Linked DNA regions of Homo sapiens: region 1 is linked to region 2. A link is an interaction called in ENCODE POLR2A ChIA-PET data of the cell type or tissue named here. Cell type or tissue: B cell. All regions are shown on one strand. Links, peaks and the distances in the headings refer to the core of each region. The heading gives the core; the rest is flanking DNA. Region 1 has its middle 72 kb from the start of FOXL3-OT1. Region 2 overlaps PRKAR1B (protein kinase cAMP-dependent type I regulatory subunit beta).

What was found. ChIA-PET counts read pairs that join two places held together with the same protein. Peaks named below come from ENCODE experiments on the same cell type or tissue, not always from the same donor. Only the 100,000 strongest peaks of a DNase experiment are listed, where the experiment ranks them.
Region 1: POLR2A ChIA-PET joins it to region 2 with 6 read pairs; 2 of 35 experiments call an interaction of 5 or more read pairs at or near these places.

What each region holds. Positions count from the first base shown.
Region 1 is chr7:355,416-370,312 of GRCh38, reverse strand. No RefSeq gene overlaps it. Among named protein-coding and RNA genes, the nearest start is that of FOXL3-OT1, 72 kb to the right of the region's middle. RefSeq lists enhancers at 759-1,283, 5,019-5,519 and a silencer at 4,368-4,583. In B cell, for the core only: no CTCF peak of the experiment used is centred there; a DNase peak (open chromatin) is centred at 7,712; H3K4me3 peaks cover 1,005 bases; H3K27me3 peaks cover 829 bases.
Region 2 is chr7:711,221-726,117 of GRCh38, reverse strand. It overlaps PRKAR1B (protein kinase cAMP-dependent type I regulatory subunit beta), which reads left to right. Exons shown (of 11, transcript NM_001164760.2): 2 at 14,591-14,789. The coding sequence starts at 14,613. Among named protein-coding and RNA genes, the nearest start is that of DNAAF5, 8.0 kb to the left of the region's middle. RefSeq lists a silencer at 13,561-13,640. In B cell, for the core only: no CTCF peak of the experiment used is centred there; no DNase peak of the experiment used is centred there.

The DNA.
Region 1 (14,897 bases), core at 6,716-9,215, 360 kb after region 2:
GTAACCTAGAAGATCACTGGCCATCTTTGCCCGCAGCAGCCCCCTTTGCCCTGCAGGACGGAGGCTGTGACATGGCTTCCCGTAGGACGCGCTGCGGCATTCGTGAGTCAGGGCCAGTGCACCGAGCCACGGAGCACCCTCAGCTGCCAGCTCCGCCCTGGGGCTCACCTGGCCCTGCACAGAGTCTGCGAAGTGTCTGCCCTGGGGCTCCAGCCCCCACAGGTACAGCCAGGCCCCTGGTGGTGGGAGTCGGGAGGCCAGGCCTGGGCTGAGTCCGAAGCTGAGGCCTCCTCCCTCTGAGGCCTCCTCCCTCTGCTTGTTACCTGGGCCCGGCTTGGCTGCCTTGCTTTTAAAAACATTTTCTTTGAAACAAAGAGTCTATTTATTACATTTTATTAACGGGGCGTGGGCCCGTGCCGGAGCATCAGGTGGGCTCGGAGTCAGGTGGGCCCGGGCTGGGTCCAGCCCTTGCTTTATAACCCGCGGGACCTGGGGCCGCCCTCGCCTCTCCGAATCCCGGTTCCTTATCTGTTTAATGGGAGCGGAATTCCCACCCGGCCGGGTTGTTGTGGGGCACAGGCGAGATAACGTGCCATAAAGTGCCCGTCAGGGGCTTGGCACGCAGCTGTGGGGCAGCCTGAGAGCGGCCTTGGTGGCACCGCTGGGGTAGGCGGCCCGTCTGCAGCGCGGGGCCGGCCGCGTCGTTCGCCTCTGCAGCCAGCCTGGGGCCCGGGGCCTCGGCACAGTGGACGATCGCCGGGCGTCTGGCCACGGCGGATTGGAGCCTCGGTCAGCCCGCGTCTAAGGGCATGAGTGCCGTGATCCGTTCCCCGGGCCTGGCACGCAGGGTGCGTGGTGGGACCCAGGAATGCGACCCATCTTCCCAGCCCCGAGGGACTGATCTTCCGCCTCCGAGAGGCCACCTGCAGCACGGAGAGGCTGCCCTGGGGGGCTGGGCTGTCAGCACCACCGGGAGGGGCCCCCTGTCCCACAAGACCAGGCATGTGCCGGGTCCCACATCCGGAATTCGGCTGGGGCGGCTTCCTGGCCGCCGAGGCCCGTGTCTGCTCTTGCCCAGGAATGCCCCACGCCCCTCCCGAAGCCGTCTGCTACCCAGGCGTCTGTTCCCCCTTCCGTGACAACAGGTTAAGGAGCCACCGCACACAACGTGTCCCTTCACAGCCTCTGGGAGGACGCAGTCGCGGCCAGACCCAGTGCCTGCAGGAGGAGCGGGTGTTGCCACAGGAATCCGAGAAGAGGGAAGGGATCTCGGCCGGGGGCTCCCTGAGGCGGGGGTGACTCCGGGCTCACGGTGCACGGGGCCTGTGGATACTGAAACAGCACCCAGGTGATTAAAGCCACATCGTGTCCCTGAGCAGCCAGCCAGTGAGATTCAGGAGCAGCTAACCTGGACCACAGCAGGCGTGGGAGGGTGTGTTCCAGCCACAGACGCGGGGCACCCTGTGGGACATTAGGAGACGCTGCTGGTCACCAGACGCCGTGGTCCAGGCGGGGCTCTGTGCTGCGGCCCCGGGAGGGCTTGTCCACCCCCGATGGCTGCTGGCGCTCTAAAGCGTTCTCCTCTCTCCACCCTCCTGGTGAAGTGCAGGGTGCCCGCTGCCGGGGAGACACCAGGCCTCCGTGGCCGGTGCGCAGACCACATCAAGGTCAGGTGGACCCCTGGAGAAGTGGGGTCACTGGGGACAACTGTTCTGAGCACCCACAGAATAGGCTGTTGAGGGCTATGATTCGATAAGCCCTGGTGGGCCCGGCAGCCCCCTCTGTTGCTGCCGACTGTGGGGATCTTTTTTAAAATTTTTGTGAGACAGTCTTACTCTGTTGCCAGGCTGGAGTGCAGTGGTGCGATCTCGGCTCACTGCAACCCTCACCTCCCGGGTTCAAGCGATTCTTCTGCCTCAGCCTCCCAAGTACCTGGGATTACAGGCGCCCGCCACCATGCCCGGCTAATTTTTTGTATTTTTAGTAGAGACGGGGTTTCACCATGTTGCCCAGGCTGGTCTCGATCTCCTGACCTCGTGATCCACCCACCTTGGCCTCCCAAAGTGCTGGGATTACAGGCGTGAGCCGCCGTGCCCGGCCAACTGTGGGGGTCTTTGAGCCACACTCTGAGAACGTGTGCTCTGAGCTGGGGTCCGTGGGGGGACGCTGGGTCGGGGGGATGTTGTGATCTGCTCCACGTGGCAGCTGGAAGACGAGCACACCAGGGGTGTCTGGCCCTGGCTCAGATCTGGGCAACTCCCTCCATGCCTCAGGCAGGCCCATCCCTCTCTGGGCCTCAGTTTCCCCACCTGTTCAGTGAGCTGATGGCCACAGCCCCTTTCTTCATGAGGGCCTGTCTAGTAGCCACCCCAACCAAGAGTTTCTCATGTCTGACAACCCATCTAGTCCATTCCCTCGTTACAGAGCCCAGAGAAGTGTGACCGACTTTAAACTCACCAGATCCTCTTAGCTCAGCTGGCTGACCGGGCTGGGCTCCAGGCAGTCCATGCCTTCCAGAAGGGGCTGGGGCTGGGGGTTCCCTTGGTGAGGGGGCTGGGGTCTTCAGCGTCAGCCACTTTCTCCCATGCCTGGGTGACAGGAGGTGGCCTTAGAGCTGGAGAGGCTTTCTTCACCATCATGGATGGACGACGGCTCACACCACCAGCCTACCGTGGGCACAGCGGCCTGAGGCCTGGAGAGGCCCCCTCCCTCCTCCCCAGGCTGCAGTCTGGATGGGTGGCTTGTTTGCAAACACTCTGCTGCCCTCCTGGTGTGGGTGCTGCAGCCCCCCTGCAGAAGTGCCCTCTGGCCTCCTCCTTTTGGAGCAGCCTCTGCGCCTTCTACTCCAGCCCCCAAGGCCCCAGGCAGGTGTGTGTGTGACACAATCTTGTATGTGGCTTTATAAGACTCACTTCCAGGTCTCTTCTCTGGAGAAGGTGATGTTCTCAAAACATGACCCCCAGACCAGCCGTGTCGGTGTCACCCAGGAACCACTGGAAATGCAAATTCGGGGGCCTTCTCAAGCCCTGCCGGTGACTCTGAAGGTGCTCACATTGGAGAACCTGGCTGGGTGAGGTCCAGGAATTTTTTTAAATGTCAGGGTGATCTGTGTGTCTTCTTTTGAGAAATGTCTATTTAAATCCTTTGCCTGCTTTTCAGTCAAGTTACTTGTGTGTGTGTGTGTGTGTGTGTGTGTGTGTTTTCCTGTTGAATTGCTTGAGTTCTTTGTAGATTCTGGATATGTGTCCCTTGTCAGATGAATAGTTTGCAAATATTTTCTCCCCTTCTGTGGCTGCCTCTTCCCTCTGCCGACTGTTTCCTTGGCCTTTTGCAGAAGCATCTTAGTTTGATGTAGCCCCGTTTGTCTATTTTTGTTTTTATTGCTGGTGATTTTGAAGTCTTGGCCATAAAATCTTTCCCCAGAACAATGTTCTGCAGTGTCTTCCTTATGTTTTTCTTCTCATAGTTTTATTGTTTTGGGTTTTACATTTCAGTCTGCAACCTATTTTGAGTGGGTTTTTGTATATGCTGAGAGACAGTATATGAAAAAATGCTCAGCATGACTAATCATTGGGGAAATGCAAATCCAAACCACAGTGAGATACTATTTTGTCCCAGTTAGAATTGCTATTACCAAAAAGACAAACAAAAAACAAAAAACAAAACAAAACAAAAAACCATGCTGGTGAGGATGTGGAGAAAGGGGAGCTGTCACACACAGATGGGGGGATGTAAACTAGTAACAGCCGCGGTGAAAAACAGTATGGAGCTTCCTCAAAAAGCTAAACACAGAATGACCGCGTGATCCAGCAGTCCCGGGACCGGGTGTTTGTCCGAGAGAAAGGAAATCGGCACAGAAATGAGTGATCTGCTCCCTCTGTTCATTGCAGCGCGAGTCCCAGCAACCAGGATGTGGAATAAACGCATGTCCATCAGCAGAGGAAGGGGTTAGGGGAATGTGATCTATGCACACAGTACAGCTACGATTCAGCCATACGAGAGAGTGAAATCCTGTCATTCCAGGCAACACGGAGGAGCCCCGAGGACATTCTGCCACATACAATAAATCAGGCACAGGAAGAGAAATACCGCAGGTCCTCACTCATGTGTGGGAGCTAAAAGCGTTGAGCTCCTAGAGAGGAGCGCTGTGCTATGAGAGGCTGGGAGGGGGATGGTGGGGGAGACCTTGGCTAATGAATGCAAAATTACAGTGAGACCAGAGGAATGGATTTGAGGGTTCTGTGGGACTGGAGGGTGACTCCAGTTAACGATAATTTATTGTGTATTTTTGAAGCTAGAAGGGAGGACTTTGAATGTTCACAACGGGAAGAAAGGATGATGTCAGTGGGGCTGGATTCGCCCATCTCCCTGATTTGATCACTACGCTTTGCATCCACGAGTCCCAACATCGGTCTCGATGCCACACACACGCGCAGTTGTTTCATTGTCATCCCAAAAACCCACACGCTGACGTGGTCCCCAGCCGCTCCCCGGCCGGCGGAGGGCCTGCATGAGGACGGCACCGCCTTGCACACTTTATCTCAGGGGATCCTGAAACAACCAGCAGTGTCGGGGAATTCGTGCCCATTTTTCAGATGAGAGAACTGAGGCTCATAGAGAGTGAGACTCACAAGCCCTGGCACCAACAAGCGTCAGAGCTGGCCTCGAAGCCGTCGAGGTGCGGAAGAGTAAGGATTACACAGAAGTGAATGGGAGCCTCACTTCGGCACCTGTGGATTTTTTTTCTGAACTTAGTATGTTCCGATAAACATCTATCTAAGTGGAAATTCAAAGCTTTTGTGTATCAAGGTAAAAGGCAAGTTAAATGGGTGCCACATTTGCAACAACCATGGCAAGGAATTAGCATTTTAATGACATGCAGACATATGCAAATTGATGATGATAAACAACAACGCTGGCCAGGCGCAGGTGGCTCACGCCTGTGATCCCAGCACTGTGGGAGGCCGAGGCGGGCAGATCACCTGAGGTCAGGAGTTCGAGACCAGCCTGGCCAATGTGGAGAAACCCCGTCCCTACTAAAAAAATGCAAAATTAGCCGGGCGTGGTGGCGGGTGCCTGTAGTCCCAGCTACTCAGGAGGCTGAGGCAGGAGAATTGCTTGAACCCAGGAGGTGGGGGTTGCAGTGAGCCGAGATCACACCACTGCCCTCCAGCCTGGGCAACAGAGCGAGACTCTGTCTCAAAAAAACAAAACAAAAACAACAACAAAAAGCAACAACACTGAGATCCCAGTAAGTAAAGAAGCGAAGGACAAGCAGAGACCCTCTGCAGAAACAGAAAGTGCAGGGAGTGGGCGATAAAGCCAGTAGCCCAGCTGATGTACAGCTCAGGAGGCATCGCCTCAAGGATCCGTGTGGTTCTCTAAGGACTGCTGGGGTCAGAGGGGCTGAGTCGTGGTTCTGTAAGGACTGCTGGGGTCAGAGGGGCTGAGTCCTGGTTCTCTAAGGACTGCTGGGGTCAGAGGGGCTGAGTCGGCAGGAGGAGGCCCAGACGTTTCTCTTCTTGGCCCGGGGTGAGTGGCTTGCCTGGAAGCCTCGGTGGCCTCATCTGTGAAATGGGTGTATGATCCTTTCGGACCTCCGAAGAGGTGGAGGGAGGTCATACGTGTCCAGCTTTGAGTGTGGTGATTGACTTGGAACAGCTCACCAGAAAGACCCTGAGTGAAGGATGCACGTGACCTGACTTTGGTGGTGTCACAGCCCTGTGCGAATCAGAAAATTACCTGTGACATGTCGAGGCCTAAGAGGATCTGAAGCTGTTGTGGGCGCTGGCCTTGCACCCCACACACAGGCTTGTCAAGGAACAGAATCCAGAGAGAACAGCCAACATCCAGCAGTGGTGACAGTGGGGAGGGGGCATCTCTGCAACGTAGTTGTATCGTGTCTGTTCTTTTTATTGCCGTATAACACACAGGGTATGATGTGACGTGTGCTAATATTAAGTGCTTGGATCAATGATTTTTTTTGTTTTTTTTGATACGGAGTCTCGCTCTGTCGCTCAGGGTGGAGTGTCGTGGTGTGATCTTGGCTCACTGCAAGCTCCGCCTCCCGGGTTCAAGCAATTCTCTTCCTCAGCCTCCCCAGTAGCTGGGATTACAGGCACCTGCCACCACGCCCGGCTACTTTTTGTATTTTTAGTAGAGACGGGGTTTCACCATCTTGGTCAGGCTGGTCTTGAACTCCTGACCTCGTGATCTACCTGCCTCGGCCTCCCAAAGTGCTGGGATTACAGGCGTGAGCCACCGCGCCCAGCCCAGATCAGAGAATTTTTTTTACAAGACACAGAACCTTCTCAGGATGCCACAGGCTGCCTCCTGCACTTCCTGTCAGCGCGGCTTTTGCGTAGCTGTGGGCCTGACTCTCAGGGCCCCCCGCGTCCCAGGCTTGCCGGCTGCTCAACTGAAATCTCCTATGTGCACTCTTTTGCTTCCGGCTTCTTTCCCTCCATGTCATGCCACGAGGCCCATCCGGGCGTGTTCTGTCCCCTGACCTGCTCCCCTGCAGATCCGCGTTTGCATGGTCTCCAGCTTCTTGCGGTCACCAGTATTGCAGACGTGGGTGCTCGTGCGTGTCCTGGGCAGGTGCATGAACTCAGCCTCTGGTGTGTCCCAGGGGCCTGCTGGGCAGTCGCACGTGGCTTCGGAGCCTGAGTGGATGTTACAGAACCGTTACTCGAAGAGCATGCATCAGCTGCTCCCTTGCCAGCAATGCATGAGAGTCTTCCCACTAAGGAAAGGGGGCAGCCTGGCTGAGTGCAGTGGCTCATGCCTATGATCCCAGCACTTCGGGAAGCCAAAGCAGGAGGATCATTTGAGGCCAGGAGATCGAGCCCAGCCTGTGCCACATAGTGAGACCCTGTCTCTACAAAATGCAAAATGTAGCTGGGTGCAGTGGCATGCATCTGTAATCCCAGCTACTCAGGACGCCAAAACAGGGGCATCTCTTGAGCCCAGGAGTTTCAGACCAGTGTCGGCAACATAGTGAGACCATGTCTCTACAGAACATTTTAAAAATTAGTTGGATGTGGTGGTGCATGCCTGTAGTCCTAGCTACTCGGGAGGCTGAAGTGGGACGATCACCTGAGCCTGGAAGGTCAGAGCTTGCAGTGCGCTGTGATTGCACCACTGCACTCCAGCCTGGGTGACAGAGCCAGACCCTGTCTCAAAACAAAACAAATTCCAGGTTCAAATGCCCTCGCTGGTGATGTTTATCAATATATTCAAGAAACAAATAACACTATCTTTAACCCGTCAAGAGAACAGCAGTGAAGCAAGCATTCTCCATCCCATCTCAGGGGGCGAGAGGCCCTTGACACAGAAGGGAGATAACAGCTCCTAAAACATGGCAGTGAGGCTCAACGGCTGAGCGCGTGGACGGGATCGCACCTCGTGGCTGCCGTGTCTATCCCAGGACTAGAAGTGGTTCAGTGTCACAATGGCAATGAATAGAATCCTCCACACCAACAGGTTTAAGGGAAAAATCTTACAGTCATTTCAACAAATGAGAAAAGAATGTTTGATAAAAGTCAACGTCCTTTCAGGAAAAAGATACTTCAAGTAGGAACAGCAGCGCCTCCCTAACCTGATAAATGTGCAAACACCCACAGCAGAAGCACCCCCGGAAGCTTTTGCTTTGATATCGGGACCAAGGGGCGGTGCGTTCCAGCACCATTTCACCAGCGTCCTTCCGCAGGTCCGGGCCAAGGCAGGAAAAGGAAATGAAAGCTAACGAGATCGGAAAGGAAGAAATACAACTTCTGACAGTCACGGAGGATACGGTTATGTGTGTTCGAAGAGCTGAACAGCACCAGGGTAAATTATGAAATCAGTAAGACAGCTGGGCAGTTTGCTGGAGACAAAATCAATATACACAAAAATCAGCTGTTTTTCTTCATATGCCAGAGACAAAGTGAAATTTAGAAAAGATGTCATTTACAAAAGCCTGAGCCTATTAAATACTAGGAAGAACAAACAATGTGTAAGATTTTTATAGAGGAAGCTGATGTAAAAAAACATGGCTGAGAGACATTTGAGAAGACTCAAGTGAATGGTTCCTTAAATAACTGTATTCATGAACCGAGAAGTCCCAAGTTACAAAGATGTCAACTCTCCCCAAAGGAATTCAGGCATCTCACGTACTCCATAGCCAGACTTCTGCAATTGTTTGTGGTGGTTCATGGAAAACTGACTCTACAATTTATGTTGAAAGTCAAAGAACTGGGAATAGCTAAATCACTCTCGAAGGGCAGAGATCAGGGCAGGAACTGGGGATGTCTGTATTGAGGCTTATTAAAAAGTCATAACATTTGTGACAAGGTGATGCTGAGGTGGGGACAGAACAGTAGTCCACACAGCATGGAGTCGGGACAGGGAGGCAGCGGCGTGAGTGGGAGGGAGTCAGGACAGGGAGGCTGAGGCGTGAGTGGGAGGGAGTCAGGACAGGGAGGCTGAGGCGTGAGTGGGAGGGAGTCCGGACAGGGAGGCGGAGGCGTGAGTGGGAGGGAGTCGGGACAGGGAGGCTGAGGCGTGAGTGGGAGGGAGTCGGGACAGGGAGGCAGCGGCGTGAGTGGGAGGGAGTCGGGACAGGGAGGCTGAGGCGTGAGTGGGAGGGAGTCGGGACAGGGAGGCAGCGGCGTGAGTGGGAGGGAGTCGGGACAGGGAGGCTGAGGCGTGAGTGGGAGGGAGTCGGGACAGGGAGGCAGCGGCGTGAGTGGGAGGGAGTCGGGACAGGGAGGCAGCGGCGTGAGTGGGAGGGAGTCGGGACAGGGAGGCTGAGGCGTGAGTGGGAGGGAGTCGGGACAGGGAGGCAGCGGCGTGAGTGGGAGGGAGTCGGGACAGGGAGGCTGAGGCGTGAGTGGGAGGGAGTCAGGACAGGGAGGCTGAGGCGTGAGTGGGAGGGAGTCGGGACAGGGAGGCTGAGGCGTGAGTGGGAGGGAGTCGGGACAGGGAGGCAGCGGCGTGAGTGGGAGCGTGGCTTTGGGACAACCGGACGCCCACATACAGAAAGCAGAGAGTGCTGTCCCTCTCCACACCACTAAAGGCAGACCTGCATGGATTAAATTCCTAAATGTAAATAAACCCCGTCATGGTTTTAGAAGAGGATTTAAAGGGCTGTTTTCATGACTTTGAATTAGGGATGGATTTGTGAAACAATCTACAAAATTATTCGTCATAAAGGCAAAGATTGGTAAATTCTAAAACATTAAAATAAAGACATTCTGTTACATTAAAATCTACCATAAAAGGAGTGAAAAGACAAGCCCGAAGCAGGACATGTGCCATATATATATTTGACCAAAAAAGGGAGGCCCAGAAGATTTAAAAACGTCAACAGGCGTCGACAAGCAAAGCCCCCGACGGCGGAAGATGGGCACACGGAGTCACTGAACAGCTTCCCAGGCGTGACCAACGCTCGGCTCCTTCGCAATCAGGAAAACGCAAATTGAGATCACCACGAAGGACCCTTACGCACCAGCAGATCCGCAAAACTTAAAAAGCCTGGCCCTACCCAGGGCTGGCGAGGACGGAGCAAGGGGACCCTTGGCCAGACAGTGCCCGGTGGCACCAACACCCGGAGCTGCTGGGCTGCCCGCGTGGGGCCGGCACGACTCTCCACCTATCTCTAAAGACGTGCATGGCAGACTCAAGGAGTTTGTGGGATGTTCACGGCAGCGTTGCTCAGAAAGCAAGACGCTGGAAACCGCCGGAAGCCAGTCACAGCAGAGGGATGGCTCAGCCCTTTCACACCGGGGAGCACCGCGGGGCGACGTGCTGGCGCTGGCGGGAAGGAGGCTTGCGTTGTGCACTGGGGAATGGGGCACAGGCCATCGCTGGGGGTTCAGTTTTGTGTTTTGGGAGTTAAGAAACAAAGCTAAATAGTCTATGGCAAAACTGCATGGGAAAAGGCAAGGCAGCGGCCGCCACACACCAGAGCAGTGGCTTCTGAGAGAGGAGGGTCGGGTGTGAGAGGGGAGGGCTCACTCGGCGTCCTCCTGGAGTGCTTACGGGGCCCCCGCACCGCCGTTGTGCAGAGCCGACACCGACGTCTGTGTTCACTCTGCTGGGAACACGATCACTCTTAGAAACGGAACTTTCAACAGAAAGGAATTGATTCTACTTGGAGCTGGATTGGGCTGCTTGTGGCCCCCACCCGCCCCTGGGGCTCTGCCCTGCCCTGGCTGGGCTGGTACACCTGCTTCCGCCCAGATGTGGCCCCAGCGTGCGTCCTGGGGATGCCCCTCCTGCAGCTCAAACACCCCACATCCCTCCCTTCCTCCCGTGTGGTTTTTCCATTGACTTTGGTGGCTGCCACAGACGAGCCAGCCCTCAAATCCCTTTCGCCGGTGGTCAGGGTAGGAGTAAACACACAGCCCTGAGCCACTTCTGGGTGCCCAGCTGGGCTCTGCGGTGAAGCAACCCTCCCCAGGAAGCGGCTTCGGCCCCACTCACTGGGCGCCTTCCCCAGACCACCTGGGAGGAGGGCCCCCACCTGCAGGCAGCCACGGCCCTGGTGCAGGAGGTGCCAGGAAAACAGGCCAGGCCATCCTGGTTTCCGGCCAAGCCCCGGGATGGCCTGGCTGTCCAGGGGTCCTGGGCTCCACCCGCCACCTTGTACCTGTGCAGACGCCCTCTGGTCCGGCCAGGACCAGGCGAGTGTGTGCACGGCCAGATGGTGGCGGCCTGGGGACCAGGGCAGCCGGGTCTGCTGTGTGTAGACACAAACCGCATCTCATCCTAAGAGCAAAGGAGTGATTGTTTAGCTTTCAGAGAAAAAATAGCTCTGAGACGTCTGTGAGAAAACACCCTTTGGGAGGAACCTGGGTCGGGGGCAGAGGCTGGGCTCGGAGGAGGGACTCGGGCCGCCACACCACTGCCTGCCTGCTGGGTGGCCCCGGGCAGATTCCACAGCCTTTCTGGGCCGTTGTCTGTACAGGTTGAGGGTCGTGCTCCATCCCTCAGCCCCTTCTAGGCCTGCCAGCCTCTGATATGAGCAGGAGAAACAGGATCTTCTCTGTCTCTCTCCTCCCTACAGGCTGGCAACACAATGGGATAAATGGCCAAGGATGCGGGATTGGCAAAGCAGGAACCCACATCCCCAGGCAGGGACACCCGCAGCCTCCCTAGAACGTGGCTCGAGGACAATGCCCAGGGTCCTCCCTGCAAAAGACTTTTCCAGACACCCGGTTTTTAATGGAGGGGTGGTCAAGGAAACCCCTCGAAGAGCTCCTCTGGAGCAGAAACCTGCAGGGGTCTGGGCTGGAGGCCTGACCTATTTCCCCAGGCACAGCTTGGGGTGCGTGGGCCTGTGGGGGCATGTGTGGAGGGGGCTCCCGAAGGGCAGGGGACAGAGAGAAGGGAACCCCTCTTCTCTTGGGGCCTCTCTTTGACACTGGGGTCCACCTTGAACCTTAAGGCCTCATACTTTACCACAGTGACCCCTGAAAAAGCTCCATAATGCAAACTCCAGAACTGTTGAAAAGTGTGTTATCTGTTGCTGTGTCACAGATCACCCCAAAACTTAATGGCTTCAAAGGATAATAATAATTTATCATCTCTCATGGCTTCTATGGGTCATGAACTTGAGAGTGGCTCAGCCTTAGGGTCTCATGAGTCTGCTGTCAGCTGAAAGTCTGCTGGGCTGGAGGAGCCCCTTCCAAGGTGGCTCCTGCATGTGGCTGGAAGGGTGGCTCCTCCCCATGGGGGGGGGGGGGTCTCCTCAGAGCTGCTTGAGCCTCCTTACAACATGGCTGCCAGCCTCTACAGAATGAGCAATCCAAGAGACTAAGCTGCAGTGACTTTGTTTTTGAGACAGGGTCTTGCTCTGTTGCCCAGGCTGGAGTGCAGTGGTGTGATCACAGCTCACTGCAGGCTCAAACTCTGGGTTCTAACCATCCTCCCACCTCCTGAGTGGCTGGGACTACAGGCGTCCAGCACCACATCCAGCTAATTTTTAAAATTTGTTGTAGAGATAGGGTCTCACTGTGTTGCCCAAGCTGTTATTGAATGCCTGGCCTCAAGCAAGCCTCCTGCCTCAGCCTCCGAAAGTGCTGGAATTGCAGGCTTGAGCCACCGTGCCTGGCCTTGCAATGGCTGTCATGAGCTGCCATGGGGTCAGCTAAGTGTGTGAACACCAGGAGGCCATGATTGTTGAGGCCCACTGTGGAGTCGGACTATCACAAAAATTGACAAAGATTCTTACAGAGCAGGAGAACAGGAGTTACAAGGTACATCATGCCAAAACTATCTTTGTGAAGTTGATAGATTGATGGCTTTTTTGTTGTTGTTTCAGTCACCGTTCCAGAGTCTCACAGGAAGGCCTTTGTTCTCAAGGCCTGCCTTATTCCCAGAAGCGGGTAAGCAGGCGTGAAGAGAAGCTAAGCATTGCTCTCCTCTTGGAAGGGGCAGGAGTGGAGACCATTGTGCCTCTATGGAGTCGGGGCTGTAGATGCTTGCTAATGTGGGAATGTGAGGAGAGCCGCTTCACGGCCCTGTCTCCAAGCAGGGTCCCAGGGTGGGTGGGCAGGAAAGGGGCTGGAGATGGTGCAGACACCAAGGCCTGGGCGGCGAGCACAGCCAGCTCACTTGGCTGAGTGATTGGGCTGCGGAGGGGACATCTCACAGCTCCCAGGGCTCCTGGGGTCAGGGCAGTGGGGTTGCCTCCTGCAGAGCCCCAGGGCCCCACCCGCAGGGCAGGACGGGGCTGAGAGCTTCTAACTTGAACTTATCATCCCTGGGGGAGAGCCAATGGTGGGAAGCAGATCTAGTTTGATTTGGGAAAATTCCCTTCCCTGGAGTGCCAGGGAGCAGTTCGTGCACGTTAGACACCATTTGCTTCCCACAGTCACAGGTCCTGGGGCAGCGTGCTCTCCCTTCTCCTTTCCTCTCTCCCTCAAAAAGCGCAGCAAGAAAAACACTCCCTCCCTGTCAGACTGCCAGGCCCTGTGCACCTCCCCTCCCGGATCCCTCACAGGTCCTCAGCCCCGTGCCTCTCAGGAGGCAAGCACAGGGCCCACTGCATCCCCACCCGCTCACAGGTCCTCAGCCCCGTGCCTCTCAGGAGGCGAGCACAGAGCCCACTGCATCCCCACCGGCTTCCCAGGGCTGCCATTGCTGTGGACACAACCTCAAGGACTCGTCATCCAAAGGCTTTCTCTGGCCCTCGGCACTGCTTGGCCCAGGCTGGGGACAGGCTCTGAGTGCCCAGCAGCTGGCACGGGGAGCAGCCTCCATCCAAGGGGGGCAGAGGCCCGTGCTGGAGCCTGAGCTGAGGTCTTTCTGGTCTGAGGGTTCCCCTGTTCCCGCAGCAGCAGCCTGCTCCGGACGCTGTCTGTCAACCCCCTTCCCCTCCCTGCTGCAGGGCTTCCTAGGGTCAGAGCATCCTCCCTGCCCGCCAAAGCCCCTGGGCACAGATGAGGCAGGTGAGGCTGGAGAGAGCCTGAAGAGGGAGGCCTCCCTGGGGAGAGAGGAGGGACCGATCTGTGCCGTGTCCCTCGGCTGCCTGAGCCAGACACAGCCCAGCCCTGCCTGACATCCCGGCAGAGCGGTCAGGGGTGGGCTGGGGGCCTGGCACAGAGTGCGCCGTGGAAGCCTCATTCCTCCGCTCTGCTGACCCAAAGCCCTTGGAAGCCTTTTCTCAAGGCCTCCTGTGATCCAAGCAGAAGGGGAGGCATCTGCAGGAGGAACAAAGGCATTGAGGGTAACACCGGGACACCAGAGTCTCAGGAGGTCAGCCCATGCCCCAGACTCTAGGCGACAATTAATTTGCAAGTGTTTTGAGATTAGACACCTGGATTTAGATCCCAGATCTACCATTAGGTGGCAGTGGGACCGTGGACACATCAACTAACTTTCCTGAACCTCTGTTTTCTCATCTGTAAAATGGGATAGCAAAAACTGCCCACATGCCAAGGCTACAGTGAGGTTTAAACGAGAAGCTCCTTAGAAATTTAAAACGTGGAAGTAACCAGCAGTCCCAAGTATATGTAAGCCAACACTGACTCAGAGGATAGTAACTCCCCTGCAACCTGCCTACACTTGCAGTGGATATAGATAAGCTTTCTGGCTGGAAAAAGAACGAAGAATTTTATGCATCAGTTTCCGATGAAAATATAGAAAGAGCAATCCAGAAGTGATGACAGTGATGGTGATGGTGGTGATGCTGATGGTGGTGATGCTGATGGTGGTGATGCTGATGGTGGTGATGGTGATGGTGGTGATGGTGATGGTGATGATGGTGATGGTGATGGTGGTGATGGTGGTGGTGATGATGATGATGATGATGATGATGATGGTGATGATGATGATGATGATGATGATGATGGTGATGGTGATGATGATGATGGTGATGGTGGTGATGATGATAGTGATGGTGGTGATGGTGATGGTGGTGATAGTGGTGATGGTGATGATGGTGATGACGATGGTGATGATGGTGATGGTGATGCTGGTGATGGTGGTGATGGTGATATTGATGGTGATTGTGATGACAGTGTGGATGGCGGTTGTGATGATGATAATGGTGATGATGATGATGGTGGTAAGGATGATGGTCACAATGATGATGGTGATGATGAAGATGGTGATGATGATGATAACAGTGATGGTGGTAATGATGGTGGTTACGGTGATAATGGTGGTGCTGGTGGTGCTGGTGGTGGTGATACTAAAAATGACAATAACGATACTGGCCATCCACCGAGTCCAGTCTGCAGCCAGGCTTGACACTATGTATTTTGCATATGTCATCTTATTTACCCCTCACAGCCACTCTGTGAGTTAGGTCAGTGGTTCCCAAACTTTGCTGAACCAATGAACCACCTGGAGAGTTTTTAAAATTCCAGTGCTAACTCAGTCCCATACCAACTAAGTCAGAGTGCCTG
Region 2 (14,897 bases), core at 6,071-8,570:
TTAATGCATGCAGAAACTGGCTGCATGCAGAAACTGGCTGCATGCAGAAACTGGCTAAAGGACACTGGAGCTTTATTGCTCAAACCAGGTTCTGAAAATCCTGAGATGGGTCATCTAAGGATAATTAGGCAGGTAGGGGGCCAGGGAGAGGGCAGTGCTTATTGGTCGGGTTGGAGATGAAACCATGGAGAGTCAAAGTTGATTCTCTTGCTGTCTTCTGTTCCTGGGTGGGATCACAGAACTGGTTGAGCCAGATTAGTGGTGTGGGTGGTGGCACCTGGTGCATCAGAATGCAGAGCCTGAAAAATATCTTGAGCACCAATCTTAGAGTTGATGATAGTGGTGTTATCCTAAGGAGCAACTGGGGAGGTTTGGAATCTTGTGGCCTCTAGCTGCATGACTCAAACCACAATTTCTAATCTTGTGGCTCATGTGTTAGTCTTACAAAAGCATTCTGGTCCCCAGGCAAGAAGGAGGTTGGCTTCAGGAAAGGGCTGTTATCATCTTTGTTTCAAAGTTAAACTATAAACTAAGTTCCTCCTAAAGTTAGCTTGGCCTACTCCCAAGAAATAACAAGGCAGCTTGGAAATTAAAAGCAAGACAGTGTTTCACAGTAGTGACCTTGACTGTGGACTTGAGTGGAGACAGAGGCGCCTAAACAGCTTGGAGTCGGAGTTGCTGTGAGCCCAGCCTAGAACGCGAGTTTGACAGCACTCACTGCAAACCAGGAGTCCCCAAGTCTGGTTAGCCAGGCACTTCTCATCTGTGACCATGCACTGAGTTTTCTAAAGGCAGAATGTGTGTAATTTTAGGACAGAACTTCAAGTTTGACCTTCTTTTTTGTTGTTGATCTTCGTGTTGCAAAATGGTGGTGTTTGTCGGTACGTCTTTTTTTTTTTTTTTTGAGATGGAATCTTGCTCTGTCGCCCAGCCTGGAGTGCAGTGGCGCGATCTCCGCTCACTGCAGACTCTGCCTCCCAGGTTCATGCCATTCTCCTGCCTCAGCCTCCCAAGTAGCTGGGACTGCAGGTGCCCACGACCACGCCCAGCTAATTTTTTGTATTTTTAGTAGAGACGGGGTTTCACTGTGTTAGCCAGGATGGTCTCGATGTCCTGACCTCGTGATCCGCCCGCCTCAGCCTCCCAGAGTGCTGGGATTACAGGCGTGAGCCACCACGCCCGGCCCATCAGTACTTCTGAAAAGTTGTTATGTAGCATATTCAGTAACCTTCATTCATTGTTTCCTCCAACAGGCATTTGTTTGACCAGGCACTGTCTGCAACATGTGGGACAGGATGACAATGATGTAGAAACTGGCCATGGTCCCTGCTCTCCCAGATCTTAGGGTCTTGCAGGATGAGATAGCCCTTAATGGAAGGATAAATTAGTATGTGTTTAACCGTGGTGGTCCTGAGAGAATGAGTGTCAAGGGATGTTGAACTAGACTTTTAAGGCTTCCCTGAACAAATGGTAGCAGAGGTGAAATATGAAGAATAAGTAAACACAGTGTATTAGTCCATTTTCACGCTGCTAATAAAGACATGGCCGAGACTGGGTAACTTATACAGGGAAAGGTTTACTGGACTCACAGTTCCACATGGCTGGGGAGGCCTCACAATGATGGCCGAAGGCGGGAAGGAGCAAGTCACATCTTACATGATGGCAGCAGGCAAAGAGAAAATGAGAGAGCCTGTGCAGGGAAACTCCCCCTTATAAAACCGTCAGATCTCGTGAGACTTATTCACCATCATAGGAACAGCACAGGAAAGACCTGCCCCCATTATTCAGTTACCTCCCACTGGGTCCTTCCCACAACACGTGGGAATTGTGGGAGCTACAATTCAAGATGAGATTTGGGTGGGGACACAGCCAAACCATGTCACATAGCCAGGTGAAAGGGCGGAGGTGGGAGACGGGGAGTGTTGGAGAGAGAGGAAATAGCATGAGCAAAGGCCTCATGGGAGTGTTACGGGCTGAATGGCGTCTCCCCAAAATTCATATGCTGAAGTCCTAACCCCCATAGTTCAGGAAGTGATCCTGTTTGGAGACAAGGTCTTTGCAGACGTGATTGAGGTGAGATGAGGTCATGAGGTTGGGCACTCATCCAATATGACTGCTGTCCTCATAAAAGGAGAAATTTTGGAGATAGACGTGCATACAGGGAGAATGCAGTATGAGCATGAAGAGAGACCTCAAGAGGAGCCAGCCCGTACCCTGATCTTGAGAAATCAAATTTGTTTCATTCAGCTGCCCAGCCTGGTGTGCTTTGTTACGGCAGCCTCAGGTAGCAAACAGGGAGGGAGGCTGACCCTGGTCACAGGGGAGCAGGCAGGGAGTGAGCAGATGGGTGGGGCCAGGCCATGGGGGCCTCTGTCCTAAAACATGGCAGACTGAGGATTTCAAGGTGGGAGCATTGGCAAGATCGAGTCTGCATTTTTCAAGGACCCCTTTGGCTTCCGTTGAACGGATTGGTCGGGAGCCCTGGGAAGGCTGTGGCAGTGAGTGCTGAAGACGAGAAAGAATAAGCGCTTGAATTACGGTGGTGGGACTTCACTTTTCCTTGCTCCTCCCATTGAAATACAACAAAATACCCTGCACATAGCAGGCGACGAGGAAAGGAGCTTGAGAGTTGACAGACGGGCTGGAGACCTCTGGACTGGAGGAATAGCAAGGTGGTGGGTCCCCTGGGTTTTCTTTTTCTCTCATGTGTTCCTGCACTAGTCCCCAGGGAAGCCTGTGGCCCAGAACAGCCAACAGGCACAGACAGAAATTCTCCAAGGAAAGCCTCCTCTCTCTGGCCAAAGCCCTGGGAAAGGGGACGCCCAACAGAGACCTAGAGGGTAGCTGCCACCTTCACCCCACAGTCTGCTTTCAGGGCCGATTTTAAAGCTGCTGCAGGTGCATTAACCTGTGCTGTGCAACTGGGGTTCGAGTGGACAGTCTGCACTGCACAGGTAGTGTCAGAGGAGCCTGAAATCTGCCCTTCCTCTCTTAGCACAAAGAGACCCAGAACGAGCATGTTCTGTCCTGACACAGCAAAAGGTAGCCCAGTGACACCAGGCGGCCCAGGGAGGTACCTTTCACCCCTGCAGGCAGCACCCATGGGAAATGAGCAGCAGTCCCAGGAGAGCCAGAAGAATAAAGCAGACGAGGAGGGCAGTGCCAGGGCTCTGAAGACGAAACTGCTGTTGGAATGACAGACCACAAAAACAGGCTGCAATCTACACCCTGGACCTGAACAGAGCAACTGCCTGGTGGAATAGAGTAGGACAAGGAGTCTGCAAACATCGTAACCCAAATGTCCAGGATACATCTGGAGATCACTTGTCATACCAAGAACAAGGAAAGCCACAACCTGAACATGGTAAGGTAACGGATGTAAATTCCAAGATAGGTCACATGTTGGAATCATCTGCCAAGAATTTTAAAGCAGAGTCATAAGAACCAGCTGGGCGCGGTGGCTCACGCCTGTCATCCCAGCACTTTGTGAGGCCAAGGCGGGCAGATCACCTGAGGTCAGGAGTTTGAAACCAGCCTGGACAACATGGTGAAACCCCATCTCTACTAAAAATACAAAAATTAGCCAGGCGCGGTGGCTCACGCCTGTCATCCCAGCACTTTGTGAGGCCAAGGCAGGCAGATCACCTGTGGTCAGGAGTTTGAAACCAGCCTGGATAACATGGTGAAACCCCATCTCTACTAAAAATAGAAAAATTAGCCAGGTGCAGTGGCTTACGCCTGTCATCCCAGCACTTTGTGAGGCCGAGGCGGGCAGATCACCTGAGGTCAGGAGTTTGAAACCAGCCTGGACAACATGGTGAAACCCCATCTCTACTAAAAATACAAAAATTAGCTGGGTGTGGTGGTGGGTACCTGTAATCCCAGCTACTCGGGGAGGCTGAGGCACGAGAATTGCCTGAACCCAGGAGGTGGAGGTTGTAGTGAGCCAATATCATGCCACCGCACTCCAGCCTGGGTGACAGAGCAAGACTCCATCTCAAAAAAAAAAAAAAAAAAAAAAGGCTGAAAACTCCCCCAATTCAATGAAAAACATAAATCCACAGATTCCAGAAGCTCAACAAGGCTTCATAGGACAAGCCCTCCAAAAACCCCATACTAAGACACATCACAATTAAACTCCTGGAAACTAAAGACAGAAGGAGGAAAAGTACTAACTGACAGAGAGAAATAATGCCTTGCCTAGAGAGGAACACCAGTTTGAATGAAGGCAGATTTCTTAACCAAAACCACAAAAGGCCAGAAAGAAGTGACCTGCCATTGTTCAACTGTAAAGGGGAAAGAGCTGTTGACTGTGAGTCCTCTACCCAGCAAAACTATCCTTCAGGAATGGAAGAGGAGTAAAGATGTTCTCAGACAGGCAAACTAATAGAATTTATTGCTAGCAGACCTACCTTTAAGGAATGCATAAAGGATACCCTGTAAACAGAAAGGTAATTTTTTTTTTTTTTGAGACGGAATTTCGCTCTTGTTGCCCAGGCTGGAGTGCAATGGTATGATCTCAGCTCACTGCAACCTCTGCCTCCCAGGTTCAAGCAATTCTCCTGCCTCAGCCTCTCGAGTAACTGGGATTACAGGCATGTGCCACCATGCCCGAGTATTTTTTTATTTTTAGTAGAGACAGAGTTTCTCCGTGTTGGTCAGGCTGGTCTTGAACTCCTGACTTCAGGTGATCCACCTGCCTCAATGCCCCCCAAAGTGCTGGGATTACAGGCGTGAGCCACCGTGCCCGGCCCAGAAAGATAATTTTAACAGAAGAGGGCTGGGGCCTCCAGAAAGTTGAGACAATGGACTGGATAAAAATAGAAGTCAATGTCACTGACCATCTTTCACCTCATGAGTTTCTTTAATCATATTTGATGATCGAAGCAAAAATTACAACACTCATGTGGTGTGTGATGTATGTGGAGGAAATATCTACAGCTAGGTATTTAACAGTGAGAAGGGTTAGGGACTTAAGTGGAAGGAAGGTTTGTCCACTCACTCAAGGTGGAAAATCATAGATGCCGATAGACCGATGGGTTGCATATGTATATGGTGATATCCTCAAAAACATAACGTGGAATTCTAAAAAACATTCAGGTATCCCACAGTAAAGCATGAGAGAACAGATGATTAAATGGCAAGCGTAAGCCCTAATATATCACTAATTTAAATGTAAATGGCCTAAACACACCAATTAGAAGACAGAGGTTCGCCACGTGGATACAAAACATGACCCAACTGTATGATGTCTACTATATGCTGAAGCTCACTTCAAACATAATAACATAGGCACATTGAAAGTAAAAGGATGGCAAAAGAGTATCATGTAAACATAAATTTTAAAAAGCGGGAGTGGCTGTTGAAATTCCTTGGGAAAAAGAGGGACATTACATAATGATAAAAGAACCCACTGGGAAGATAACAGCAATCCCAAATGTGTGTACAGCAAACAACAGACCTTCAACATGTATAAAGCAGAAACTGATAGAGCTGAAAGGAGGAAGAGACAAGCCTGCTGTTGCAGTTGACGACTTCAGCCCCCAACTCAGCAGCTGCTAGAATAACTAGGCAGATAGTCATTAAGGTATAGCAGAGCAACACCATCAACCAACAGGATCTAATTGACGTTTGCAGAACACACCACTCAACAATCGCAGAATTCACATTATTTTCTAGTGTCCTCAGAACAGAGACCAAGATATACCATATCCTGGGCCATAAGGCAAACCTTAGCAAATGTAGAAGACTTGCACAGAGGGCTGGGCGCGGTGGCTCACACCTGTTATCCCAGCACTTTGGGAGGCCGAGGCAGGCGGATCACCTGAGGTCAGGAGTTCAAGACCAGCCTGGCCAACATGGAGAAATCCTGTCTTTACTAAAAATGCAAAAAATTAGCTGGGTGTGGTGGCACGCACCTGTAATCCCAGCTACTCTGGAGGCTGAGGCAGGAGAATCACTTGAACCCAGGAGGCGGAGGTTGAAGTGAGCCAAGATTGTGCCACTGCACTCCAGCCTGGGCAACAAGAGTGAAACTCCCTCTCAAAAAAAAAAAAAAAAAAAAAAAGACTTGCACAGAACGCCTTCTCTGACAATAATGGAATCACACTTACCATCAACAGCAGATAGCAGGAAAATCTTCACACATGGAGATTAGACAGTTATTCTACTCAGAAAGAATTGCTGCACGCAACTTGGACGAACCTCTAAAAGATTATGCAGATGAAAACCAATCCCAAAGGGATATTTTGTGGTTTTGTTTGTATGACATCCATAAAGTAACAGAGATGGGGAACAGATGACTGATCTCCTGGGGCTAGGGATGGGGTGGCGTGATTATTAAGGGTCACTAGGAGGGAGCCTTGTGGAGCTGGTACAGTATAGTACCTGGATTGTGGTGGCAACTGCATGAATACCCAGAGGGGTCATGACCTCTCTTCTTTCCCCAGACACACTGCCAGACGGAATAGCTATAAACTGGATGACAGAAGCAGGGCAGTAGGACAGGAGGGCCAACACGTTACAACAAATGAAACAGGCCTTGGGATGCTGAGACGGGAGAATCACTTGAGGCCAGGCATTCACGTCCACCTGGGCCAAATAGTGACACCTCGTCGCTACAAAGAAATATTAAAACTTAGCTGGATGCAGTGACTCACACCTGTAGTCCCAGGTACTTGGGAGGCTGAGGCAGGAGGATTGCTTGAGCCCAAGAGCTTGAGACCAGCCTGGGCAACATAGTGAGACCCCCATCTCTACAAAAAGAATACAAAATTATGGCCGGGCACAATGGCTCATGCCTGTAATCCCAGCACTTTGGGAGGCTAAGGCGGGTGGATCACTTGAGCTCAGGAGTTTGAGACCAGCCTGGCCAAGAGGGTGAAACCGCGTCTCTACTAAAAATACAAAAATTAGTCGGGTGTGGTGGCAGGCACCTGTAATCCCACCTACTCGGGAGGCTGAGACAGGAGAATTGCTTAAGCCTGGGAGGCGGAGGTTGCAGGGAGCTGAGATCAGGCCACTGCACTCCAGCCTGGTGACAGAGCAAGACTCCTTCTCAAAAGAAAAAGAAAAAATAATAAGCTGGGTGTGATGGGGTGCACCTGTAATCCCAGCTACTCAGGAGGCTGGGGTGGGAGGATCACTTGGGCCAGGAAGGTTGAGGCTGCCAAGAGCTATGATCATGCCACCGCACTCCAGCCTGGATGACAGAGCGAGACCTTATCTCATCAAAAAAAAAAAAAAAAAAAAAAAGCCTATAAAAGAGATGAAGTTCTGTATGTTACCAAAATGAAACAGGAACAAGAAGTATGTAAGAGAAAAGGTCAGGGATATGGAGAACAGAAGCAACAATGCTAATATCTGTTGAATAGATGTCCCAGGAAGGCAGAAGAAAAGTGGGAAGTAGGAGGTATTTGAAGGGATAATGAAGGCACATTTTCTAGACTTAAAAATGGGTCAGGTCAGGTGCAGTGGCTCACGTCTATAATCCCAGCACTTTAAGAGGCTGAGGCGGGTGGATCACCTGAGGTCAGGAGTTCGAGACCAGCCTGGCCAACATGGTCAAACCCCGTCTCTACTAAAAATACAAAAATTTGCTGGAAGTGGTGGTGCCCACCTGTAATCCCAGCTACTTGGGAGGCTGAGGCAGGAGAATTGCTTGAACCCAGGAGCCAGAGGTTGCAGTGAGCTGAGATTGTGCCACTGCACTCCATCCTGGGTGACAGAGCAAGACTCTGGAAAAAAAAAAAAAGGCTGAAGCAGGAGGAGATATATATATATATATACATACATACATATATATGTATGTATATATGTGTATGTGTGTGTGTGTGTGTGTGTGTGTGTGTGTGTGTGTGTGTATCTATAAAGCTTCCCCCAGTGAAGGCCTGGGGCCGGCTGTCTGTGGGTCAGGAGTCCAGGCATGGCTTTACTGGGTCCTCTGAAGGCTGCAATCCATGCTGGGGCTGCATTCTTATCTGAGGCTCGACTGAGGAAGGGACCGTTCCCAAGTGCACTTGGTTGTTTCCAGCATTCACTTTCTTAGCTGTGGACTGGAGGCCACCCTCAGCTCCTGGCCACGGGGTCCTCTTACAGCCACTGATGAAAGGGCAGCTGGCTTCCTCAAAGCCAGCAAGGGAGAGAGTCCCCTGGCAAGGCAGATGTTGCCATGAATCATATGTGATGCTCACTCCTCACCTTTGCTGTACCCCACCGGGCAGGGGTGAGCCTCAGGACCTACACACACTCAAGGGGAGGGTACCCCACAAGCCATGAGCACTGGGAGGTGGGGACCCTGTGGCCATCTGAGAGTGCCTGCCACACCCAGGAGCCATGTGTAGAGAAGACTATTGAGGTTTGTGGCAAAATTTCCCGTGAAATTTTGCATCCCTTACCTACATAGTGAACAATGCAAAACTTGAATATTAGAGAACATTGTGTGTGTGGGTGTGTGGTTTTGAGGCAAGGTCTCACTCTGTTGCCCAGGCTGGAGTGCAGTGGCGCAATCATAGCTCACTGCAGCCTCGAACTCTTGTGTTCAGGTGATCCTGCCACCTTAGCCTCCTGAATAGCTGGGACTACAGGTGTGCACCACCATGCCTGGCTAATTTTTGTATTTTTTTGTAGAGACAGGGTCTTGCTCTGTTGCCCAGATGGGTCTTGAACTCCTGGACTCAAGTGATCCTCCTCTTTTGGCCCCGCAAAGTTCTGGGATTGCAGGCATGAGCCACGATGCCTGGCCACATTGTTATTTTCTTTTCTCTTTTCTTTTCTTTTTCCTTTCTTTCTTTCCTTCTGTCTCTCTCTCTTTCTTTCTTTCTTTTTTTGAGACTGGGTTTCACTCCTGTTGCCCAGGCTGGAACGGAGTGGCATGCTCTCAGCTCACTATGACCTCTGCCTCTTGGGTTCAAGTGATCTTCCTGCCTCAGCCTCCCAAGTAGCTGGGACTACAGGCACGGCACCACACCTGGCTAATTTTTGTATTTTTTGTAGAGATGGGGTTTCACCATGTTGCCCAGGCTGGTCTCGAACTCCTGGCCTCAGGTGATCTGCCTGCCTTGGCCTCCCAAAGTGCTGGGATTACAGGTGGGAGGCACTGCGCCCGGCTGGAGAATAATTATTACTGTTCACGGTTCTTGGGCTCCTACTATGTGCTGCGTGCTCCATGCTCAGCCTCTCAGTCCTCATTCCTCGTATATCCACCTAGATTTGAGGATGAGTGGCCTCTCCCATCAGCCACAATCACATGCAGTTTCTCCTCTATCCTCAGCTCAGGGAGCATACGGACGTTGCGCAGTGAATGCAGCTGGCTGGGGAAGGCTCAGGAACCGCACCCAGGAAGCCCACCTACAGATCCCACCTCAAACCACGACATGCTGCAGCCTCCCCAGTGGCCAGAGCAGCTTAACAAAGCATCTTTGTTTCCTTTCTGCACCCCAGAAAATAGCTGTGTTGGTCTCTTCGCCATGCAGAGTGAATAAAGAATAAGACAAACACCATCCATGCATACTTGGTGCTTTTGACCTAGCAGGGGAGACAGCAATTAAGCTGGCAGCCTTGCCGTCATTATTCAATTGCACGTGTAATAAGAGCTACCAAGGAGAAGTCCTGGGAGCCCCGGGCCCTCCAGAGGCAGTGCTGGCGCCTTAGGGAATTTCCCTGTGTAACGTTTTGGTTGAATCTTGGAGGGTGAATTGGAGCTGACAGAGCAAAGTTTAGAAGTGCGAGGTATGTGGTGATTGGGAAAAGAATGTGGCTTCGGACCGGGTGCGGTGGCTCATACCTGTAGTCCCAGCACTCTGGGAAGCTGGTGGGAGGATTGTTGGAGGCCAGGAATTCGAGACTAGCCTAGGCAACATAGTGAGATTTTTTTTTTTTACAAAAAAAAAAAAAATGTTTTTAAGTACCAGGTGTGGCGGTGTGCACCTGTGATCCCAACTACTCTGGATGTTGAAGTGGGAGGATGGCTTGAGCCCAGGAATTTGAGGCTGCAGTGAGCTATGATCACACCACTGCACTCCAGCCTGGGCGACAGAGTGAGACCCTGTCTCAAAACAACAACAAAAAGATTTAAAAAAAAAAATATATAAAGAATGTGGCTAGGCCGGGTGCGGTGGCTCACGCCTGTAATCCCAGCACTTTGGGAGGCCAAGGCGGGCGGATCACGAGGTCAGGAGACCGAGACCATCCTGGCTAACACGGTGAAACCCCATCTCTACTAAAAATACAAAAAATTAGCCGGGCGCGGTGGCGGGCGCCTGTAGTCCCAGCTACTCGGGAGGCTGAGGCAGGAGAATGGCGTGAACCCGGGAGGCGGAGCTTGCAGTGAGCAGAGATCACGCCACTGCACTGCAGCCTGGGTGACAGAATGAGACTCTGTCTCAAAAAAAAAAAATAAAATGTGGCTCTTTGGTTGGAGTTCTGCAAAGCGTGGTCACTGTAAGTACATTTAGTCATGATGAATCCTACAGGCACATTCTATGGGTGAAGTAAGACCCCACAGGGCTTAGAAATGTGAATACCTTTGCTGAGAAAAATAACCTACCCCAGGGGGTAGGTCCTTCCCTATGGGAAGATATGTGATTTACTGGGACTTCTGAATGGGTAACCCAGTCACCAGCAGCACATTTTCAGTTGAGGGCATAGCTGCTTGGGCACAGTGTCACACGTCAGGGTTTGTCACCGTGTGGCAGGGTGGCGACCGACCTGTTGAGGTCCACGTGGTCCGATGACCAAGCGCAGCTCCTCTGAGCTCACCAGACCCCTCTTTGTGTCTTCATCCAGGAGCATTTAATGGGGTTGTCAGTGTGTGTTTTGGGGGGATTGTGTCAGATCAGTGGTGTATTCACTTGGATGTCCTCAGTGGCGACTAACAAAAAGCAAAAAGCCAACGGGCTCAGGCAGTAGTACGAGGTATTTATTTATTATTTATTTATTTCGAGACGGAGTTTCGTTCGCTCTTTTGCTGCCCAGGCTGGAGTGCAGTGGTACGATCTGGGCTCACTGGAGTTCAAGTGATTCTCCTGCTTCAGCTTTCTGAGTAGCTGGGGATTACAGGCGTGCATGACCATGCCCGGCTAATTTTGTATTTCTAGTCGAGACAGGGTTTCGCTATGTTGCCCAGGCTGGTCTTGAACTCCTGACCTCCAGTGACCCACCTGCCTCGGCCTCCCAAAGTGCTGGGATTACAGGTGTGAACCACCGCATCCGGCCAAAGGTATTTATTGATGAACATAATTGGGAAGTCCAGATACGGGAAGGGCCTCAGGTTTGGTTTGAGGACGGCCGTGGCTCCATTTCTCTAGGATCCTGTTTCTTCCCACTTCTGTGTTGATTTCATCCTCTGGCAATGATCAGACAGTGAGCAGGACACTAAGGAAGCGTCTGTCCTTGGCTCAAGCCAGTAAGGCTGAAGCAAGAGAGGCCTGGGAGTCAGGCAGAAACTTGTCTGCAGGTTGGGGCGGTGGGGGCCACGCCTCGCACTCCTACCAGAGCCAGTCTGGAGAGGGAGTCCTTGTGTGGGGTGGGGGCCACTGGAACAGGGATCTGAGTGGCGGGGAAAAGTGTGAAAGAGAGAGGCAGTGGGAGCTGCCGTCGTGGCAATGAGGAGAGGAGCTCAGCAGACGTCACAGCTCAGTGGGGCCAGGGGCCGCATGTCTGGCTGGCCACGTGCATGCTGCCAGCCCCCAAACCTGGGAGATCCTTGTCTCAAAAGGACGCAGGCAAGGAGGCTCAGCCTGAGGAGGTATTGCAGCAGAAGGAGGGCTTGTGTGTGCGCCTCGGGATCAGAGGGCTGTCCTGTGAGGTCAGCCAGAGAGGTGCCTCCACTCTCCTCTAGAGGCACGGTGTGGGGGAAGTCTTTACAGGGAGTCTCCAGAGAACCCCAGGACAGCCCGGGAGAGAAGCAGCCAGGCCTGGAGCATCTGCCCCCCGAAGCGAGACGTCGCCTTGGTTAGGTGGCACCTGGGTCTTTTTTGCTGTCCTCACCAGTCTACCCTGGAGGAGCAGGAGTAATTGGAGGAGGAGGAGGAGGGAGTGGAGGGGCCGCGGGGAGCACGTGATGGTACTGCTGGTCAGCAGCAGCTCCAGGCAGGCCAGGGCTGGGAGAGCCAGAGGTCTGAGTGGGTTGTGGGATGGAGTTCTAATTCAGAGACCAGGCCTGGATCCCTAAGAAAGTCTCAGGACAAATGCAGGTCTGCCTGAGACGGGGCTGGGGCCAGTGGGTGCTGAGGGTGAGGGCTGAGGACCAAGGACCTTCGTGTTTGACCCCCGAGGGTGGCCTGCTTGGTTTACGTTCACCCTGGCAGGAAGAGGCTGAGGCAATGTCAGCCCTGCTGGGGAATGTGCTCGGCAGGGCTGGTGACCTGTGTAGTGCCTGTGCAGGCAGGTGAGTGGGAGACAGCTGAGCAATGAACAAGAAAGCTGGACAGGTGAGTGTGGACCAGGTGAGCATGGGAGGGCTGAGTGAGAGACGGTGAGTGTGTACAGGTGAGTGTGGACCAGGTGAGCATGGGAGGGCTGACTGGGAGACGGTGAGTGTGTATACGTGAGTGTGGACCAGGTGAGCATGGGAGGGCTGAGTGGGAGATGGTGTCTGTGTACAGGTGAGTGTGGAAAAGGTGAGCAAGAGACGGGTGAGTGGGAGATGGTGTGTACGGGTGAGTGGGAGACAGGTGAAGATGGGGCAGCATAGTGGGAGACAGGTGAGTAGGCAACAGGGAAGCCGGGCAGGTGAGTGCAGGACCCGGGGGCTGGACAGGCGGGTGGAGGATCCGGGGGCTGGGCAGGTGGGTGGAGGACCCCGGGGGTAGACAGGTGAGTGTGCACAGGGAGGCAGGTATCATCTCCTTCACAGCTGGAACTGCCTACCCCTCTCCTGGCATTTGGAGCCTCTGGGGAGGGAAGATGGAGTTTCTGCCGCCGCCACCCTGGCAGGATGGGGCAACGGTGTGCGGTAGGAGGATGAGGTTGATTCCCTTTCCTGCAGGGCTGGGCTTGTGGGTTAGGACCGTCACCAAGAGGCTCCTCCTAGGCCTCCGTGACCTCTGGATCCCCAAGAAAGGTGGGAAAGAATTTAGGAGGGTTCCGATTTCCCACTGGGCATCGGGGTGAAGCTGGTGCGCCTAAGCGCTGGGAGTCACCTGGGGAAGCGGGGCTGGGCCCACCTGGCCACCCTCTCTGGCCGCTAAGGCAGAGTGAGACCCCAGGGAACGGGCGTGCTTGCTGGGTACCGGGTGTCCTGCAGAGGCAGGGATGTGATCCCCTAGGTGTGAGCAGCTCAGGCAGCCGCGGTGGTCGTGAACGGGGCGGGAGTGGGGGGTGCCCAGGCCATCAGAGGCGGCCCCGCGGCCTGCACCGGCTGGAGTGGGCGACTCAGAGTCTGAGTGGAGGGGGCGGGGGGCGGCGACAGCGGGGGGTCCTGGCAGCGATGGCCTGAACCTGCGCCGGTGGGGGATGGGGCGGGGGCGGGGAGAGCCGGGGGTGGGGGCCGGGGTTGGGGGCCCCGCGGGGAGGCGGTCGGGGGGAGACGGGCTGCAGGCCCGCGCGGGCGGCGTTGGGGGTGCAGCAGCTGCGCGCGGCGCGGGGGCGGGCGTGGAGGGCGGCGCCGCTGCAGTGCGGGGACCCGCTCGCTCGCTCGCCAGCCGTCCCCGCGCCCCGCGTCCCCGCGCAGCCGCCTCCTGGCCTCGGGCGCCGCGCATCCAGGTACGCGGGGCCGGGCTGGGGTCTGCGCCGGGAGCCCCGGGCCTGGGAGGCCCCCCGGGGATGCGGACATTTGGAAGGGTTCGGCCCCGCCGGGAGTGGGGCGCGCGGGGCGGGGCCGGGCCTGGGGCTCCCGGTCAGGGGTCCCGGGAGGGTCCTCGCCGGCGCTGAGGCCGGGTTTGGGGCGGGGGGCGCGGGGTCTCTGGGTGGGCGCCTTCCCGGCGGTCTGGGCACTCCGGGGGCGGCGTGGCGGGGGGCTGGGGTCCTGCGCCCCGCGGTGCGGTGCCGGCCTGGCCTGGCCATGGTGACTTCGCTGCGCGGCCGCCGCATTTGTTCTCCCGCACCCCACCCCCCCACCACCGCCAGCTTCCCTTGTTTACCTGCGTTTCTGTCTTTTCCTGTGCAGAGGCCGCCCCAGCCCATCCACAGTCTCACCCTCATCTCCCCCTCCCCTGAGGCCGCGCGCAGGGGCCCCCAGCATTCACATTTCACATAAGTGCCCCCAAAAAGGGGGGATGGAGGAGGACGAGGCCCTGGAACCCCCCGGCTGGACCCTCAGGGCGCCGGGCCCCCCCACTCTTCCCACCCGGAATCCTCAGAACTGCAGAAGGGGCTTCTCAGCCGCGTGCACCCCTGTCTGCCTGAGCCCCCTCCCCCCCTGCCTGAGCCCCCTCCACCCCTGCCGGGGGTCTGTGGGGAGGGAAGGCTCTGGGGGCCGTCACGTTTAACACCTCACCTGGCCCCACAGAATGAAAGATCTTTGACAAATGCAGAATCAGTGACTTTCTTCCACGCTCCTGGGAGAAGCCTGGTTCACGCCGCCTGCGTTTATCCGGCGCGCAGCCCCGGGCAGCTCTCAGGCCTGGGGATCTGTGTGTTTTCTGGACAGGAAGGAAGCAGCCACCCTCGCCATGGCCTCCCCGCCCGCCTGCCCCTCGGAGGAGGACGAGAGCCTGAAGGGCTGTGAGCTGTACGTGCAGCTGCACGGGATCCAGCAGGTCCTCAAAGACTGTATCGTCCACCTCTGCATCTCCAAGCCCGAACGCCCCATGAAGTTCCTCCGGGAGCACTTCGAGAAGCTGGAGAAGGTGAGTGGCCCCCGCCGCCCGCTGCTTCCCTTCGCACGTGTCCTGGGGCAGAGGCGGCAGCCGGGGAAGCCTTCCCTCTGTCCCGTGGTCCTCGAAGGCTGGGTGCCC